Regions from separate parts of the Homo sapiens genome. Here region 2 is linked to region 1. A link is a loop called in an ENCODE intact Hi-C map of the cell type or tissue named here. Cell type or tissue: B cell. All regions are shown on one strand. Links, peaks and the distances in the headings refer to the core of each region. The heading gives the core; the rest is flanking DNA. Region 1 holds the start of SZRD1 (SUZ RNA binding domain containing 1). Region 2 overlaps SPATA21 (spermatogenesis associated 21).

Region 1 (9,685 bases), core at 1,147-9,146:
ACTATCTACCTAGCTTCAGCTTGTGCGTCAGATAGAAAGTTATCTCGGCCGGGCGAGGTGGCTCACGCCTGTAATCCCAGCACTTTGGGAGGCCGAGGCGGGCAGATCACCTGAGGTCGGGAGTTCGAGACCAGCCTGACCAACATGGAGAAACTCCATTTCTACTAAAAATACAAAATTAGCCGGGTATGGTGGCGCATGCCTGTAATCCCAGCTACTCGGGAGGCTGAGGCAGGAGAATCGCTTGAACCCGCGAGGCGGAGGTTGTGGTGAGCTGAGATCATGCCATTGCACTCCAACCTGGGCAACAAGAGCGAAAATTTGTCAAAAAAAAAAAAAAAAAAAAAAAAGCTGGGCGCAGTGGCTCATGGCTGTAATCCTAGCACTTTGGGAGGCTGACGCGGGCAGATCACAAGGTCAGGACTTTGAGACCAGCCTGGCCAATATGGTGAAATCCCGTCTTTACTAAAAATACAAAAATTAGCCAGGCGTGGTGGCACGTGCCTGTAGTCCCAGCTACTCAGGAGGCTGAGGCAGAAGAATTGCTTGAACCTGGGAGGCAGAGGTTGCAGTGAGCTGAGATCACGCCATTGCACTCCAGCGTGGGCAACAGAGCAAGACAAGACACCGTCTCAAAAAAAAAAAAAAAAAAAAAGTGGACTCTCTGTCTCAGGAAAAAAAAAAGTCACCTGAGGTCAGGAGTTTGAGACCAGCCTGGCCAAGATGGAGAAACTGTCTCCACTAATAATACAATACACCGGGCTGGGCACGGTGGCTCAAACCTGTAATCCCAGCACTTCGGGAGGCCGAGGCGGGTGGATCACCTGAGGTTAGGAATTTGAGACCAGCCTGGCCAGCATGGTGATACCCGGTCTCTACTAAAAATACAAAAATTAGCCAGGCTTGGTGGCAGGCGCCTGTAATCCTAGCTACTTGGGAAGCTGAGGCAGGAGAATCGCTTGAACCCGGGAGGCAGAGCTTGTGGTGAGCCGAGATCACACCATTGCACTCCAGCCTGGGCAACAAAGCAAGATTCTGTCAAAAAAAAAAAATTAGCTGGGTATGGTGGCCCAGGCCTCTAATCTCAGCTACTCAGAAGGCTGAGGCAGGAGAATCGCTTGAATCCGGAGGATACAGTGAGCCAAGATCACGCCATTGCACTCCAACCTGGGTGACAAGAGAGAATCTCCATCTCCAAAAAAAAAAAAAAAATGCAAAAACTTAGCTGGGTGTGGTGGCACACACCTATAGTCCCAGCTACTCAGTACTCAGGAGGCTGAAGCAGGAGGGTCACTTGTGCTTGGAAGGTGGAGGTTGCAGTGAGCCATGATTGTGCCACTGTACTCCAGCCTGGTGACCGAGTGAGAGCAGAAAGAGTGAGAGAGAGAGAGAAAGACTCATGCTTTAGGGCCTCTGACAATACCTGTGTATTGTGTGCCTCAACTTTTTTTTTTTTTTTGAGACAAAGTCTCACCCTATCGGCCAGGGTGGAGTGCAATGGCATGATCTCAGCTCACTGCAACCTCCGCCTCCCAGGTTCAAGCGATTCTCCTGCCTCAGCCTCCCTAGTAGCTGAGACTACAGGCGCGTGCCATCACGCCCAGCTAATTTTTGAATTTTTAGTAGAGAAGGGGTTTCACCACGTTCAGGATGGTCTTGATCTTTTGACCTCATCTTCCACCTGCCTCGGCCTCTCAAAGTGCTGGGATTACAGGCGTGAGTCACGGTGCCAGGCCGCCACTGCCTCAACTTTTTGGGCTTATCCCTGGAAGAAGAAACTGCCACTACTTTTTCAATTTTAGAGCTAATTTGGTTCCATCCCTGATTTTACAGATGAGGAATCAGACTGAGAGAGAAGAGACTTGCCCAAGGTCACAAGGGGTCTATGTGATTAACTAAGACTGACCTCCTGGTTACCCATTTTGTGGAACAAAAACTATTTCATTTGCAGCATTTTCAGATGATTTCCAAGGTCTCCATCTTTCTTGTCTCCTTGAAAATGCAGTCCCAGAAATGCACAACTAATGCTTTTGTTAAGGGTCGTTGCCCAATATGCTAAATTGTAAGAAACCATCTCCCTCTGCTGGTAATATGGCATAACGACAAAGCTTAAATATAGGAGTCACTTGCATTTAGGAAAAACTATTGCTCCAGAACGAGGTTATGTCTGACAGTTTCTGTATACTTTTTTTTTTTTTAGACGGACTCTTGCTCTGTCGCCCAGGCTGGAGTGCAGTGGTGCGATCTCGGCTCACTGCAAGCTCTGCCTCCCAGGTTCACACCATTCTCCTGCCTCAGCCTCCCGAGTAGCTGGGACTACAGGCGCCCACCACCACACACGGCTAATTTTTTTTTTTTTTTGTATTTTTAGTAGAGACGGGGTTTCACCGTGTTAGCCAGGATGGTCTCAATCTCCTGACCTCGTGATCTGCCCGCCTTGGCCTCCCAAAGTGCTGGGATTTACAGGCGTGAGCCACCGCGCCCAGCCCCGTCTGACAGTTTCAACCACTTTGCTGTTGCCAAGACTCAGTCAGGATAATTTACTTCAACGAATGGGTTCACAGTAGAATGTATTCCAAGTAAATATAATCTCACAGAGTGAATAAGCCAAAAATCCATGAAATTGGTGAACTCAACAGAATTACTGAGTTTTTGTGTGGTTTTTTTTTTTGGTTTTTGTTTGTTTGTTTGTTTTTTGAGATGGAATCTCACTGTCACCCAGGCTGGAGTGCAGTGGCATGATCTCGGCTCACTGGAACCTCCACCTCCCGGGTTCAAGCGATTCTCCTGCCTCTGCCTCCTGAGTAGCTGGGATTACAGGCATGCGCCACCACGCCTGGCTAATTTTTGTATTTTTAGTAGAGACGGGGTTTCACCATGTTGGTCGGGCTGGTCTACGAACTCCTGACCTCGTGATCCGCCTGCCTTGGCCTCCCAAAGTGCTGGGATTACAGGCGTGAGCCACTGCGCTCGGCCGAGAATTACTTGAGTTTTAGAGACTTAAAAGCTGCTAGTGGAATATCCATGTGGAGATGGCAATAAGAAGCCTAGCTGTAAAAATCAGAATCAGAAACACCAGGTCAGTTCACAGCTAGAAGTCAACTTTGGCAGTCTTCAGCATACAGTGGGTGGCTTATACCATGAACATCTAGGTAAGAACAGTGGACTGAGGACAGACCCTGGAAATGAACAATATTTCAGAGTCAGGAAGTTGTGAAACCAGAGAATTAGTAAGCATATCACTTAAGCTTCTAAATAAAGACCAGTAACATTTAACACATGGTTGCAGTTTATGATGATAATCATTAAGAATACAAATAACAGGACGGGCAGAGTGGTTCACACCTGTAATCCCAACACTTTGGGAGATTGAGGCAGGCAGATCATCTGAGGTTAGGGGTTCCAGACCAGTCTGGCCAACATGGTGAAACCTGGCCTCTACTAAAAATACAAAAATTAGCTGGGCATAGTGGCAAGCACCTATAGTCTCAGCTACTCGGGAGGCTGAGGCAGGAGAATCACATGAACCCAGGAGGCAGAGGCTGCAATGAGCCAAGATTGCGCCACTGCACTCCAGCCTGGGCGACAGTGAGACTATGTCTAAAAAAAAAAAAAAAAGAATACAAATTATGAAATTTCACAGCAGGAAGGTTTTACTTCAGAAAGATTAATGGCATACTAAAAATACAAGAAAAAACACATTCCAAGTCAGATAACTTGGTTATAGCAGCCAAATGCAACACTACTGAATGACATGTATTTAAAACTGAGAGAAAAACAGGAACATGTCAGTAAGAATATAAACACATGGTGTTTGCTTATCTCCCTGCCTTTTTTTTTTTTTTTGAGACAGAGTCTCGCTTTGTTGCCCAGGCTGGAGTGCAATGGCGCAATCTTGGCTCACTGCAACCTCTGCCTCCTGGGTTCAAGCAACTCTCCTGCCTCAGCTTCCCAAGTAGCTGGGATTACAGGTGCTTGCCACCACATCCGGCTAATTTTTGTATCTTTAGTAGAGATGGGGTTTCACCATGTTGACCAGGCTAGTCTTGAACTCCTGACCTCAACTGATTCGCCCACCTCAGCCTCCCACAGTGTTGGGATTATAGGCGTGAGCCACCGCGCCTGGCATCTCCCTGTCCTTATATTTTAAGAAAGGATGATTACAGAAGTGACAATTATAAATCTTCCTCGGGCAGACAAGACACTCCCATAATGATAATAGCTAACCCTTAGGACTCTTACTATGGGTCAGGCACTGTTCTAGGCATTTCAGCATAGTAACTGGTTAAATTCTTACAATCTACTTTTGAAGTAGCTATCTCTAATGTATACACTTGGGGAACTGAGACATAGAATCCTTATGTAACTTGCGTTAAGATCACACAGCTTTTTTTTTTTTTTTTAGTAGAGATGGGCTTTTGCCTCGTTGCCCAGGCTGGTCTCAAACTGCAGGGCTCAAGCGATCCCCCCGCCTCACCCTTCCAAAGTGCTGGGATTATAGGCGTGAGCCACCATGCCCGGCCACATAAATAACTTTTTTTTGAGATAGAGTTTTGCTCTTGTTGTCCAGGCTGGAGTGCAATGGCGCAATCTTGGCTCACTGCAACCTCCGCCTCCCAGGCTCAAGCGATCTTCCCGCCTCAGCCTCCCGAGTAGGTGGGATTACAGGCATGTGCCACCATGCCCAGCTAATTTTGCATTTTAAGTAGAGACGGGGTTTCTCCGTGTTGGTCAGGCTGGTCTCGAACTCTTGACCTCAGGTGATCTGCCCACCTTGGCCTCCCAAAGTGGGATTACAGGTGTGAGCCACTACGCCTGCCCTGACATAAATAATTTTTTTTTTTTTTGAGACAGAGCCTCACTCTGTCGGCCAGGCTGGAGTGCAGTGGCATGATCTCGGCTCACTGCAACCTCCACCTCCCTGGCTCAAGCAGTTCTCCTGCCTCAGCCTCCGGAGTAGCTGGGATTATAGGCGTGTGCCACCATGCCCAGCTAATTTTTGTATTTGTAGTAGAGACGGGGTTTCACCATGTTGGCCAGGCTGGTCTTGAACTCCTGACCTCAGGTAATCCGCCTGTCTCGGCCTCCCAAAGTGCTGGGATTACAGGCGTGAGCCACCGCGCCTGGCCAGTAATTTTTAGAGGTAATACTAACGTATTTATCTACCATTAAAGACCCAGGAGAACTTAGTAGCTGGGAATCCCACTGGTTCTCCCAACTGAGGTGCAATATTATCTTTACCGTCTTTACCTTACGGTAGCGGATATAGTGTTAATAAATGATTAGAATACTGCTTTATGAGCAGGAAATACTGTAATGATTTTCACCCTATCAGAAATAATAAAATGTTTTCTGCATCAGCAGATATTTTTCATCATTTGTTGGTGTTTAAAAATGTTTTCAGAATTCTGAAGATACCATTATCTGTAGTTTAGGAAAACTACGACTCACTTTAAAAGAAAAAAAGTTTTCTTTAATTGCCTGCCCTTAGAAAAGATGGTTCCACAGAACACACTTCCGGTACTCGAGATGAGGACTTCCCTTGAACGCCCATTCTGTAAGACAGATAACGCGTTGGCCCTTAAGAAAGATGGCATCTTTCCGCCTTCTCTGCCCCCTTCCAAGATGGCTGCCCTAATGTACACTTGGGACCTTGCCTGGCGCCTCTTCCGGGCTTGGCAGCGGGCGGGGTCCATTGAGTAAAGCCTTGCGTGCCTGCGCCCGCGACGGAGGCGCGCTTCAAAGCGCAGGCGCGGGGAGGGGGTGGGGGAGGAGGGAAAGCGGCGAGTAAGATGGAAGATGAGGAGGTCGCTGAGAGCTGGGAAGAGGCGGCAGACAGCGGGGTAAGGAGGAGCCGCCGTCCCATGGCAGGGCCGGGCGAGACCTGGCGTGAGGGGAGCCTCCGGGGAGCGGGTCTGGAGATAGTTCTCCCCAAGGAAGGGCCCCATACGCCGGGCTGGGGGTGGTGGAGAGGCCCCCAGTTCCTGAGCGCCGTGAAGGCCTCTTAAAGGGGCCGCGATCCATTTCTCTCCTTTCCTTTGCCTGGTGCGCCTCCCTCCGCCCACTAACGCGCGCGTCACCCGGGGCGCCCCACCCGCCACCCGGGGCCTCCTTTCCTGACCCCCCGCGCCCACTTGCTGGCCGTGGGCCTCTGTGACTCTTTCCGATGAGCCTTGTGGCCCGAGGCACCATTTTAAAGTTCTTGTGCTCTGACCGGGACGGACACACCATGTGGGTGGTGGTGGGGCTTGCGCGGACCAAGGAGGCATGTCCGGCTTCGCAGGAAAGCGGGAGGAGGCAGCCGAGGGCGGGGGGAAATTGAATCCTCTTTGGGCTACTCAACTCTGCTAAAATCCCCCACCATCCGTCACGGTGGACGAGTCGGGTTTTTTTTCTCTTTCACTTTTACTCCAAGAAGAGTTTGTGGGCAGGCAGGCAGGTCTCACGGGGACTCTGCCAAAGCAACCGAAAGCTCTGCGGGGCAGCTCCTCTGCCACTCAGCGATCCGAGGCCCCGGGAAGGTCTAGGAGTTCGCTTGTCGGAGTCCAGGGTGTGATATGTAAAACAGCCACATTCTTGGGAGAGGAGTGGGGAGATGGACCGTTCGACTTGTTTTTGGAGTTTTTGTTTGCCTCCAGAAACTGTAGGAAAATAGTTTATCTCAAAGAGGATCTGTCAATTCTCTTAGATTTGTGAATAATTTGGTCTTTTCAGAGTTTGTCTGTGGTGACCCTTGTGAATATGGGGAGATGCTTTTTTTGTCTCCCCGTGTTCGCGTCTGTTCAATGCTGGCTGCACTGACATCCACCTTAAAGGTTTACGTGTGCGAGGAGTCGAGCGTACCAGGGTAGAGTAGGCGCTGGGTTTTTTTTCCTAAGCGCTTTTTGGGGGTGCTTATGAGCTCTGGAAGAGGCCGGGAAATTGACCCTGGCAGCAGTCAGTGGGTGTATCTAGCTCTACGGGAATGTTGAAACTTGGCTTTGAAGTTTTTTCCGCTGGTTCAGCATTTCTCTCAACGGTTGTTTATGTTTTTCCATTTAGCATAATTGAGAATTTGAAGGATTCGTTCGTTCAGAGGATATTTAGTAGAGTTCTTAATGTGACAACCATCTTTCTTGAGTTTTGGCTTAAGAAAGTTAAAGATTTTATAGGGAGTAACAGGTGTCAGTTGGCTCCTTGTTCATTCAACCAGCATTTTTGAGTGTCTGCTATATGCTAGGCAGTGTGCTTATCAGTGACTTTGTGCCAGAAAATGCAACATTTTCGGTACAGGCGTTTATTGCCTACCACTAATCTGAGTGAATCATCCAGACATCCCTATAAAAAAGCTTGGCTTACAACTTTAATATCATGCAAATGATACGTTTCTTGGGCATCTTGGCCTTTCTTTGGTTTTCCTCACCTGTTTCAAAGGGTCATAAATCCCTCATGTTAGAGAAGTTGGAGGCAAATGAACAAAAATGAATAGGATTCAGCAGAAATTGGGGCTTACTTTAGTTTTTCAGAATGGGTAAGTCAATTAGAAATAGCTAGTACAGTCCCCCATTTAACAGCTGAATAAGCCTAGAGATGTGAGATTTAGAGACTTAGGTCTTTCTGACGCTTGTCGCGTGTTCTTTCTTTTTTCTTTTGGTTCCCAAGTTTTATTGAAAAACTTATACAAAATATTCCAGATAAATGAAATTTAATCCTCATCTTCCTCCTCTTTGTCCTGGTTAATCTGGAAGTAACATAATTTGTAGCTATCTTTGCTGTTAGTAACTAGGAGCAACCAATCACGTAAATTATTCTTCATATATGTTTTGGTGAGATATTTGAAATACCTTTTGGAGAAAGGCACCTCGGATGTCACGTTGATCTTGCTCTTACTCCTTTCAATGGTCGCCATCCCTCCACCAAGGTTCTCAGCTTTTCCGTTCACTTTGATCCTTTCTTGCAAAAACTGCTCAAAATTGGCAGCATCCATGATTCCATCTTCTACGGGGTGAGTGCATTCAAGAGTGAACTTCAGAACCTGCTTCTTTTTTTTGCCCCCCTTCACCACAGGCTTTTTCACAGAAGCCATGGCAGCAGCGGAGGCAGAAAGCCAGAGTTCTTTCTGCTATCCCTTACTTTAGTAATATCCTTTAAAAATGTACCGCGGCCAGGTGCTGTGGCTCACGCCTGTAATCCCAGCACTGTGGGAGGCTGAGGTGGGTGGATAACCTGAGGTTAGGAGTTCCAGACCAGCCTGGCCAACATGGTGAAACCCCATCTCTACTAAAAATACAAAAATTAGCTGGACCCTATGGTACATACCTGTAATCCTAGCTACTTGGGAGGCTGAGCCAGGAGAATTGCTTGAACCTAGGAGGCGGAGGTTGCAGTGAGCCGAGATCATGCCATTGCACTCCAGCCTGGGCAACAAGAGTGAAACTCCATCAAAAAAAAAAACAAAAAAAAAAAACTACAGAGGTGGAACACAAACCTTGCCTTATTGACATCATGAACACTTCTGCCAAAATGCAGGTTCTCTAATATATTTTATTTAATTGAATCCTTGAAACAACCTGTTGAGGCATTGTCCCCCTTTTATAGACAAGGAAACGGAGGTTTCGAGAGTAACCTGTTTTGCGCAAGATCACACAGCTGGGGGAAGCTGGGATTTGATCCCAAGCATGTCTGACTTCAAGGCTGGGCTTTTTTTCTCTAGCATTTTGCTGCTACCTCTCTACCTGGGGACATGTGGAAAATTTGGGAATTGGGTGTTCTTTCTTTTCCTTTTTTTTTTTTTTGTTTGAGAGAAGGTCTTACTCCATTGCCCAGGCTGGAGTGCAGTGGCTCAATCTCATCTCACTGCAACCTCTACCTCCCAGGTTCAAGCGATTCTCGTGCCTCAGCCTCCCGAGTAGCTGGGATTACAAGGCGCATGCTACCACGCCCAGCTAATTTTTGTATTTTTAGTAGAGACGGGGTTTCACCATGTTGGCCACGCTGATCTCGAACTCCTGGCCTCAAGTGATCCTCCTGCCTTAGGCTCCCAAAGTGCTGGGATTACAGGCATGAGCCGCTGCACCTGGCCTTTTTTTTTTTAATTTTTTTTTTATTTTTTGAGATGAGATTGCCCAGGCTGGGCCTCCCAGTAGATTATAGGCATGTGCCACTATGCCTGGCAGCTTTCATTAAAAAAAAAAATATTTATTTATTTTAGATACAGGGTCTCATTTGGTTTCCCAGGCTGAAGTGCAGTGGCATAATCATAGCTTACTGCAACCTTGAATTCTTGGGCTCTAGCAGTCCTCCTGCCTCAGCCTCCCAGAGTTCTGGGATTATAGGCATGAGCCACTGCCCTCAGCCAGCTTTCATTTTTAATAGTTTGTCTGGGCTTATATTTGAACGCTGTCTTGAATTTGATTCCCTTTTCAAATTTCACAAAGGTTCTTGTAAATATGCACTTTTGAAAGAGGGGAGCCAGGGAGATGTTATGTCCACATCACTGGGAAACCAATGGACTGCAGGCTATACATGTCTTTCATATATAGGCAATTGCGTAAAAGTCTTGGCTTCAGGTTATCCCCTCTTCCTACTGGTAATGAGCTTTGAATACCCTACTCCAAAACAGCAAAAACTGGGTGAAGACTAATAACCTAAATGGGAAAATTGAAACTACACAAAAATCCAGCGGCAGTTCTAATCCTTGGAAGTA
Region 2 (9,685 bases), core at 1,264-9,263, 54 kb after region 1:
CAGGAGGCGGAGGTTGCAGTGAGCCAAGATTGTGCCACTGCACTCTAGCACTCTGGGTGGCAGAATGTGACCCTCAAAAAAAAAATCAGTTCTGGGGCTCCTGCTCCATTGTGATATTGGGGCCCAAGATGGTGGCCATGAATCCAGCCTCACTGTCATCATGGCCCTCCGGGGACTCCCCATGGCCCTCTGGGGACTACAGGGCTTCCAAAGTCCGGGGCCTCTGCCCCTGTTGCAGATACAGACTCTGAGCCCCAAGGTGGGTAGAAGTCTGTCTCAGAATGTCTCCTATTATTATTATTATTATTCTTTTTTAGAGACGGAGTCTCGCTCTGTCACCCAGGCTGGAGTGTGTTGGTGTGATCTCGGCTCACTGCAAGCTCCACCTCCCGGGTTCACGCCATTCTCCTGCCTCAGCCTCCCGAGTAGCTGGGACTACAGGCGCCCGCCACCATGCCTGGCTAATTTTTGTATTTTTAGTAGAGACGGGGTTTCACCATGTTAGCCAGGATGGTCTCGATCTCCTGACCTTGTGATCCGCCCACCTCGGCCTCCCAAAGTGCTGGGATTACAGGCGTGAGCCACCACACCCGGCCAAATGTCTCCTATTATTTCAGGATCCAGCACCAAGTTTTGCTCCCAGCAGGCGCTCAGCCTGTGGGTGAACGATGGTGCCAAGGCCCTGACATCTTTCCCTCCAGCTTCTCCAACCCTCACACACCTGGATTCCTCCTTCTGCCTTCTCTGAGCCCCTTCCACCTGGCACCAGGTGTCCTGAACAGGCCACTGCATTGACCTCTGTGCAGCTCTTCTGTCACTGCTCTGCTACCCCCGAGCCTGCAGGGGCTCCCTGTGACTGTCACACCCATCCCTTCATCCATCTGTGCCACAAGTGCAGTCACGTGGGTACAGGGGTGCCTAGTGCCCAGCCTCGGGGTGCTCTAGTCTAGTATTTCTTCCTAGGCCCAGCTTTTTGCAAGGTGTTAAGAGTGTCATTGAAGTGCTAAGGCCAAATGCTTCACTCCACGACTGTGCAGGATGGGTCTCTGGTGCAGGTGGGCCTTGGACCCACCCAGTTCTCTCTCATTTCTCACTTGTAGTTCTGAAGATTACACAGTTAAAGAATGTGGTGGGGGCCGGGCACGGTGGCTCATGCCTGTAATCCCAGCACTTTGGGAAGCTGAGGCGGGTGGATCATTTGAGGTCAGGAGTTCAAGACCAGCCTGGCCAACATGGCGAAACTCTGTCTCTATTAAAAATACAAAAATTAGCCACACGTGGTGGTATATGCCTGTAATCTCAGCTACTTGGGAGGCTGAGGCGGGAGAATTGCTTGAACCCGGGAGGTGGAGGTTGCAGTGAGCTGAGATCACACCACTACAGCACTCCAGCCTGGGCGACAGAGAGAGACTCCATCTCAAAAAAAAAAAAAAAGAATGTGGTGGGAATGCAATATCCTAAGATAGGGAGGGACTGGCTGGAACACCCCAGGATCTGTTCCACTCCCCTGAGCCCCAGAAATAGGATGGCCTTCAAGGCTTTAGCCCAGCAAATCATGTCACCTTGATGTATAAAACCCAGGGTGTGCTGCTTTCTGCGGTCCCTCAGCAAGTGCGGCACACGCAGACAGGACTCCCTCTGTCCCAGACAGCTTTCCTGAGCCTTGGGGCCCAGGCTCACAGTGGATCCTAGGCTTCTATTGTCCTTTGTTGCCCATCTTTAGTAATAAACTCACTTTTATAACATGTATGCATGGGTATTCTGCCTCACTGGACTCAAGACAAGTTGGTAACCAGTACACGGTGAGCCTGCCTCACATCCTGGAGGCTTCATATCACAGCCAGTCTAGCTTTTCAGCCGCTCTGTCCATTGTATCCAATATGCTTGTCCCACGAGGCCCAGATGATGGCCCTCTCCATCGTCACTTTTCATTCACCTTCCTTCCCATCTCTGTAACTTTCCTTGTGATGGGTCTGCTGCCTGGCTGCCCTTTCTTTTCTTTGCCTTTTTTCTTTTGAGACGGAGTTTCACTCACTGCCTAGGCTAGAGTGCAATGGCAAGATCTTGGCTCACTGCAGCCTCTGCCTCCTGGGTTCAAATGATTCTCCTGCCTCAGCCTCCCAAGTAGCCGGGACTACAGGTGCCTGCCACCATGCCCAGCTAATTTTTTTGTGGGCTTTTTTTTTTTTTTTTTGAGACAAAGTCTCGCTCTTGTTCCCCAGGCTGGAGTGCGATGGCACGATCTTGGCTCACTGCAACCTCTGCCTCCCAGGTTCAAGCGATTCTCTCTTGAATAGCTGGGATTACAGGCACCTGCCACCACGCCTGGCTAATTTTTTTGTATTTTTAGTAGAGACGGGGTTTTTTTTCCCCATGTTGGCCAAGCTGGTCTCGAACTCCTGACCTCAGGTGATCCGCCCACCTCGGCCTCCCAAAGTGCTGGGATTACAGGCATGAGTCACCGTGCCCGGCCATTTTTTGTGTTTTTAATAGAGATGGGGTTTCACCATGTTGACCTGGTTGGTCTTGAACTACTGACCTCAGGTGATCCGCCCACCTCAGCCTCCTAAAGTGTTGGGATTACAGGCGTGAGCCACTCACTGCACCTGGCCCTGGGCGCCCTTTCTACTCCCTGGCTCTGTCTGTATTCCATTCCCTCTGTATGGCCTAATATCAGTCCTCCCTCTCCAGAAAGCTACCTGCTGGCCCCAGGGCTCCTCTGAGTGCCTGCAGGACTTCCTGTCCAGGACCTCTCATCTCTTGTGGTGCCACCAGCTCAGCTGCATCCTCCAGAGCAGGGAGCAGGGGCCCTCCCCGGCTTTCCTTGTCCTTTCTCTCCAAGCACTGGGCCTGGTATGCCACAGACACTCAGTATGTACTTGCAGAGCTAAATTGTGCCCTCTCCTCTTCTCCCCCACAGTATCCAGCCCACGCTTTGCATGGGGTAGGGATGGGGTAAAAGGCAGAAACACACAGGCAAGGAATAGTTCTTATTTCTCTCTCTCTTTTTTTTATTTTTATTTTTTTTGAGATGGAGTCTCGCTCTGTCGCCCAGGCCGGAGTGCAGTGGCGTGATCTCGGCTCACTGGAAGCTCTGCCTCCTGGGTTCATGCCATTCTCCTGCCTCAGCCTCCCAAGTAGCTGGGACTACAGGTGCCCGCCACCATGCCCAGCTAATTTTTTTGTATTTTTAGTAGAGAAGCGGTTTCACCTTGTTAGCCAGGATGGTCTCGATCTCCTGACCTCATGATCCTCCCGCCTCAGCCTCCCAAAGTGCTGGGATTACAAGCATGAGCCACCATACCCTCTCTTTTTTTTTTTTCCAAGACAGAGGCTTGCTCTGTTTCTCAGGCTGAAGTGCAGTGCCGCTATCTTGGCTCACTGCATCCTCTGCCTCACGGGTTCAAGTGACTCTCCTGCCTCAGCCTCCAAAGTAGCTGGGACAACAGGTGCACGCCACCATGCCCCACTAATTTTTGTATTTTGGCCAGGCTGGTCTTGAACCCCTGACCTCAGGTGATCCACTTGCCTCGGCCTCCCAAAGTGCTTGGATTACAGGGATAAGCCACTGCATCCGGCCTAGTTCTTATTTCTCATCTGACTTCTCACTAGTCTGGAGAGGTACCTCATCTTATTCCCATCCATTCATTTATTCAACACATTCCTGTTGAGTACCTACCACGTGCTGGGCATTGTTTGAGGCACAAAGCATAGAGGAGTAAGTCAACTAGCAAGGCTGCCCTCAGGGAGCTTGCGTTCTAGATAATGAATAGGTTGACAACTTAAAGATAATGTCGGAGGGAGAAAGTACTACAAAGACAATAAAACAGGACAATGTGATAGGCTGAGTGTGGCTGACAGGCTCCTTGAGATGGCTGGCCAGGGAAGGCCTTGTGGAAAAACTGATGTCGAAATTGAAAGTGAATGACTCAAGAGAGCCGTAAGACTGTCTATGAAGAGGAGTTCAGGCACAGGAACATTCAAAGGCCCTGGGGTGAGACTAGGCTTAGCATATCCAAGGGCTGGAGGTTAGACCAGAGTGGCTAGACATAGGGCTTTATGGCTCTTGGTGAAGATTTTGGATCTTATTCTAAGAAGATGAGGCTTGGACTAGGGTAATGAAAGAGGGAGTGGAAGGAAGGGACGGATTCAGGATTTATTTTGTAGGTAGCACTAAACAGGGCTTGTTGACACGTGAAAGGATTATAGAGGGAAAAGGAGGAATCAGAGGTGATTTTGAGCTGGGTTGCATGAGCCCCTTGGGTGAGAAAGGCAGTGTCATTTGCTGGGCTGAAGAAGACTGCTGTGGTCATGTTTGAGAAGTGAATTAGCCAGCCAGAGGGAATTCAAGTAGGCCATTGGATATATGAACATGGAATTTAAAGGCAAGGTCTATGGCTGGGCATGGTGGCTCACGCCTGTGATCCCAGCAGTTTGGGAGGCTGAGGCGGGCGGATCACCGGAGGTAAGGAGTTCGAGAGCAGCCTGACCAATATGGTGAAACCCCATCTTTACTAAAAATACAAAAATTAACCGGGTGAGGTGGTGCTTGCCTGTAATCCCACCTACTCGGGAGGCTGAGGCAAGAGAATTGCTTGAACCTCAGAGACAGAGGTTGCAGTGAGCTGAGATTGCGCCACTGCACTTCAGCCTGGGCAACAGAGACTCTGTCAATTCAAAAAAAGAAAAAGGCAAAGTCTCGCCTGAAGATATGGATTTGGGAATCATCAGAGGGACTGAATGAGATCATCCAGGGAGAGAATGGAGATGGGAGACCAGAGGGTGGAGCCCCGAGGGTGGAGAAGATGAGGAGGAACTAGGGAGGGAGACTGGGAAGGAGTTGCTAGTGACATGGGAGGAGAACCAAGGTAGGGCTGTCATGGAGCCTGGAGAAGGCAGCATTGAGGAGAGAGGGAGCCACTGTGTCTTCTGCTGTTGCGAGGTGGGCTCTGTAAGGACAGAGCTCTTCCATTTGATAAGCCAGATGGAGATTATGGAGACCCCGATAAAAGCTCTCATATGGGGATGTGTTGAGAAAAGACAAGCGGAGGAGGTGAGGGGGACAATTATTGAGGGATGGGGCTGCAAAGGGGAGCAAGGAAAGACGGCTTTTGACGCCAGGTATGTTTGTACACGCCTGTAGTCCCAGCTACTCAGGAGGCTGAGACTAGCTTGAACCCGGGAGGTGGAGGTTGCAGTGAGCCGTGATCACACCACTGCACTCCAGCCTGGGCAACAGAGACTCTGTCTCAAAAAAAAGGAAAGAAAGAAAGAAAGGCAGCTTTTGATATTGTGGAGGCTGAGCCATGTTTGTATGCTGATGGAATCGTCCTGTAGTAACGCAGAGAGGGATCATGTGGTGGGGGGAGGGGACGAGAGCTAATGAATAAATGGGGAGACAGCCATGGGAGCAGGGGCCCATCTTCACAGCTCCCATTGCAGCCAAATCAAGGCAGGGAGGGTGGTGGGTTTGGGGATGCTTCTTCTCATCTGATGCTTCTGTTTGTCAGTGACACATGAGTGAGATGAGGGGCGTGGGGGATGCTGTTGTGAAATGATGACCTGGAGCGGAGGGAGGGCGGTGTGGCCAAGGAAAAGTGAGACTTGCAGGCAGCATCTGACATGAGTGGTTAATGCTTGAAAGTGAAACCCATCAATAAGACAGGATGTTCTCCAACCGCATTAAGCTGCTCAACATGGGTACAAGGCTGAGTGAGTTTAGCCAGGGTGGGGTTTTGCCAATGAACAGAACAGGATGAGACAGGGCAGATGCTGGCAGGGCATGCATGCTAGTGACTGTGTATTTGCAGGTTGCCTGGTCAGGTCAAAGAACTAGGAAGTGGCAGAGCTTGGGGAGGGAAGGATGGCTGGGAGGGGTCGGGGAAGCCTCCCAGGTGTTCAGGGATGCTTTGGATTGTGTGGCTGTGGCCGAGGGCAAATGGGTGGAAGAAATCCATGCTGATGTGGAACAAGCCACCACCTGGGATGAACCCAAGGGCTCCAGAGTGTAAGAGCATTCTTGATGCCCACCCAGAATACACACACATGCATACACACAGGCACAGGCACACACACACACGTGTGCACATCCATGTGCACTTTAACACACAGCCACACACACCTTCCTTGGTTTGACTCCAAATAGGGGTTTGACGTGCCACATCCGCTTCTGCCCTCTTCCTCCTCCTGATCCCCCCTGCCTTTCTCCTACACAGCTCGTCCCCGTTCCCCCTATGGCCCTACTTACTGGTGGAGGAAGAGGCCCCGGTGCTGGGTGGGTCTCCACAGCCTCACCCCTGAATAGAAGAGAAACCCCCAGGTGGGGGAAGCGCTCAGCTGAAGGTTTGCCCCCCTGCCCTCCCCTCTCAGCCCCCAGGACACTCAGTTCCACCCCAGCCTCATCCCCTTGGCCTTCTCATCTCAGGGGGCTCCTTATGTCCCCACATCCTCATATATACAGGCTCACGGAACCAAGAATTCTGGTATTCCAGCCATTACACAGATGGGGAAATTGAGACCCAGCGGAGCATGACTTGCCCAAGGTCCTCTACCAGGTCAGGAGCAGTCTGGACTAGAATTCACCCCACCTGAAACTCAGCAGAAGAGCATCCTTGTTGGGGGCAGGGGATGGCACTGGATGATGACTTACCCTCCTTTTGCTTTTTTAGGTCCAGGCGTGGATGGCAGGAAGGGGTTGACTGTCTTTTCCTCTGGAGCCACGACGGACATTGGGGGCATTGCTTCCTGAGAGCTGTCCCCATGTCCCCCTGGGCTGGGCTCTGGCGGAGCCTCCTGTGGCCTGATGTGTGGGACACCTGCCTCCTTGGGGTGCTTGCCTCCCAGTGGCTGGCCATGGCTGGCCAAGCGGCAGCAAGGCTCTGCTGGCTGCACCATGTCTGCCTGGTGACTGGGGGTGGATTGATATCCGGAGCCCTGTCAAGGACAAGGACACCACGGCTGGGGAGCTCCATCCTCGTTCCCAGGTGAACCTCAATGCTCCAGGCGAACTGGAGACCAGTTATTACACACTTACTAGGGTCCCAGCACTTCAGGCATCATCTTACTTAATTCTCCTAGTGCCCCTAGAAGGTAGCACAGGTACTCCCACATTTTGAAGGGTGAGGAAATTGAAGCCCAGAGAAGGCGTGGCCTACCCAAAGAACCACACTTCCCTATGGGAGTGGAATGAGAGCCTGGAAAATTGAGAAGATCCCCTTTAAATAGGGTTTTCCTTTGTGTGTGTGTGTATTTTTTTTTTTTTTTGAGACAAGTCTCACTCTGTCACCCAGGCTGGAGTGCAGTGGCAAGAACACAGCTCATTGTAGCCTTGACCTCCTGAGCTCAAGGGATCCCCCTGCTTCAGCCTCCCAAGTAGCTGGGACTACAAATACCTGTCACCACGCCTGGCTGATATTTTTTAATTTTTGGTAGAGATGAGGTCTCACTATGTTGCTCAGGCTGGTCTTGAACTCCTGGGCTCAAGCATTCCTCCTGCCTCAGCCTCCCAAAGTGCTGGGATTACAGGCATCAGTCACCATGCTCAGCCTTAATGGGATTTTCCAAGGGATACTTCAAAGAACAAGAATCCTTCATGAGCCTCCTTAAAAAGAGGAGGTTTTGGCCAGGTGTGGTGGTTCACACCTGCAATCCCAGAATTTTGGGAGGCTGAGGGGCAGGTGGATCACTTGAAGTCAGGAATTCATGACCAGCCTGGCCAACATGGAGAAATTCTGTCTCTACACAAAATTAGCTACGCATGGTGGCTCATGTCTGTAATCCCAGCTATTTGGGAGGTTGAGGGACGAGAATCACTTGAACCCAGGAGGTGGAGGTTGCAGTAAGCCATGATCACACCACTGCACTCCAGCCTGGGCGACAGAGTGAGACTCTGTCTCTTGAAAAAAAATAATAAAGGCCTAAGTGGGTGGATCACACGAGATTAGGAGTTCAGGACCAGCCTGGCCAACATGGTGAAACCCTGTCTCTACTAAAAACACAAAAATTAGCTGGGCGTGGTGGTACGTGCCTGTAATCCCAGCCACTCAGGAGGCTGAGGTGGGAGGATCACTTGAACCCAGGAGGTGGAGGTTGCAGTGACCCAAGATCACACCCCTGCACTCCAGCCTGGGCAACAGGGTGAGACTCCATGTCAAAAAAAAAAAAAAAAAAAAAGTGGTATATTATGGTATATCCATAGAATGGAAATATTACTGAGCAACCAAAAGAACAACATGTTGATACACACAATACATGAATTTCTTTCTCTTTCTCTCTCTCCTTTTTTTTTTTTTTTTTTTTTGGAGACAGAGTCTCACTCTGTTCTCCAGGCTGGAGTGCACTGGCATGATCTCAGCTCACTGCAACCTCCGCCTCCCAGGTTCAAGTGATTCTCCTGCCTCAGCCTCCCGAGTAGCTGGGACTACAGGCACCTGCCACCATGCCCAGCTAATGTTTATATTTTTAGTAGAGACGGGGTTTCACCAGGTTGGCCAAGCTGGTCTTGAACTCCTGACCTCAGGTGATTCACCCGCCTCAGCCTCCCAGAGTGCTGGGATTACAGGCTGAGCCACCGCACCCGACCTAGATGAATCTCAAATAGTCATGTGGAGTGAACGAAGCCAGACAGAAAGAATGTACACTGTACAATTTCATTTGTGTAAAATTCCACGAAATACAAACAAATCTATAGTGATAGTTGGTAGTCGCCTGGGGATAGACTAGTGGGAGGGGGGATGAGAAAGGGCATGAGGAAATGGTTGGGGTGATGGCTATGTTTGCTTTCTTGATTGTGGGGATGGTTTTGTGGGTGTGTACATATGTCAAAATATTAAATTGTACACTTAAAGTATGTGCAAGTGAATGCCAATTATACCTTACTGAAGCTGTTAAAAATAAATCTTACCAGGCTGGGTGCGGTGGCTCACACCTGTAATCCCAGCACTTTGGGAGGCTGAGGCAGGAGAATGGCATGAACCTGGGAGGCAGAGCTTGCAGTGAGCCGAGATTGCGCCACTGCACTCCAGCCTGGGCGACAGAGCAAGACTGTCTCAAAAAAAAAAAAAATCTTACAGATAAATAAAAAAAGATCTTGTGGTCAAATAAGTTTGGGAAAGGCAATATACTCTAACCATATCTTTTTAAAATTTTTTATTTATTTTTTTATTTTTATTTTTTTTGAGACAGGGTTTCACTCTGTCACCCAGGCTGGAGCACAGTGGTGTGATCTTGGCTCACTGCAGCCTGGACCCCAGGCTCAGGGGATCCTCCCATCTCAGTATCTGGAGTAGCTGGGGCCACAGACATGTGCCACCACATCCAGCTAACTTTGGTATTTTTTGTAGGAACGGGGTTTCACCATGTTGCCCTGATCTCAAACTCCTGGGCTCAAGCAATCCTCCCACCTCAGCCTCCCAAAGTGCTGGGATTACAAGCACGAGCCACGGCGCCTGGCCTCTAATCATATCTTGCAAAATCTTACAAAGGCTCAGCAGCTAGTAAACTGCTTCCAGGATATCCTAGCATACAGAAACCTGTTTCAGCTTTGTTAAACTCAGCATGTCCCAATATTATCTGTATACAGAACCTGGCACCTCCTCCCTCCCCCCTGCACCCATTGACATACCGTGGGGCCACTCTGGAAACAAGACTTATTTTTATTTTATTTTTATTTTTTTGAGACGGAGTT

Evidence for each region. Peaks named below come from ENCODE experiments on the same cell type or tissue, not always from the same donor. Only the 100,000 strongest peaks of a DNase experiment are listed, where the experiment ranks them.
Region 2: a loop joins it to region 1, with 13 times the contacts of the local background. A loop is called at or near these places in 10 of 110 quality-filtered maps.

Annotation. Positions count from the first base shown.
Region 1 is chr1:16,361,466-16,371,150 of GRCh38, forward strand. It overlaps SZRD1 (SUZ RNA binding domain containing 1), which reads left to right and starts at 5,777. Exons shown (of 4, transcript NM_001114600.3): 1 at 5,777-5,843. The coding sequence starts at 5,793. It also overlaps the pseudogene RPL22P3. RefSeq lists enhancers at 1,994-2,043, 2,114-2,263, 5,474-5,533, 6,284-6,573. In B cell, for the core only: CTCF peaks have their summits at 2,101 (motif pointing left) and 2,303; DNase peaks (open chromatin) are centred at 2,086, 5,706, 6,036 and 6,336; H3K4me3 peaks cover 2,563 bases; H3K27ac peaks cover 2,483 bases.
Region 2 is chr1:16,415,262-16,424,946 of GRCh38, forward strand. It overlaps SPATA21 (spermatogenesis associated 21), which reads right to left. Exons shown (of 13, transcript NM_198546.1): 4 at 6,650-6,710; 5 at 6,248-6,296. Among named protein-coding and RNA genes, the nearest start is that of SPATA21, 17 kb to the right of the region's middle. In B cell, for the core only: no CTCF peak of the experiment used is centred there; a DNase peak (open chromatin) is centred at 5,690; H3K4me3 peaks cover 467 bases; H3K27ac peaks cover 1,087 bases.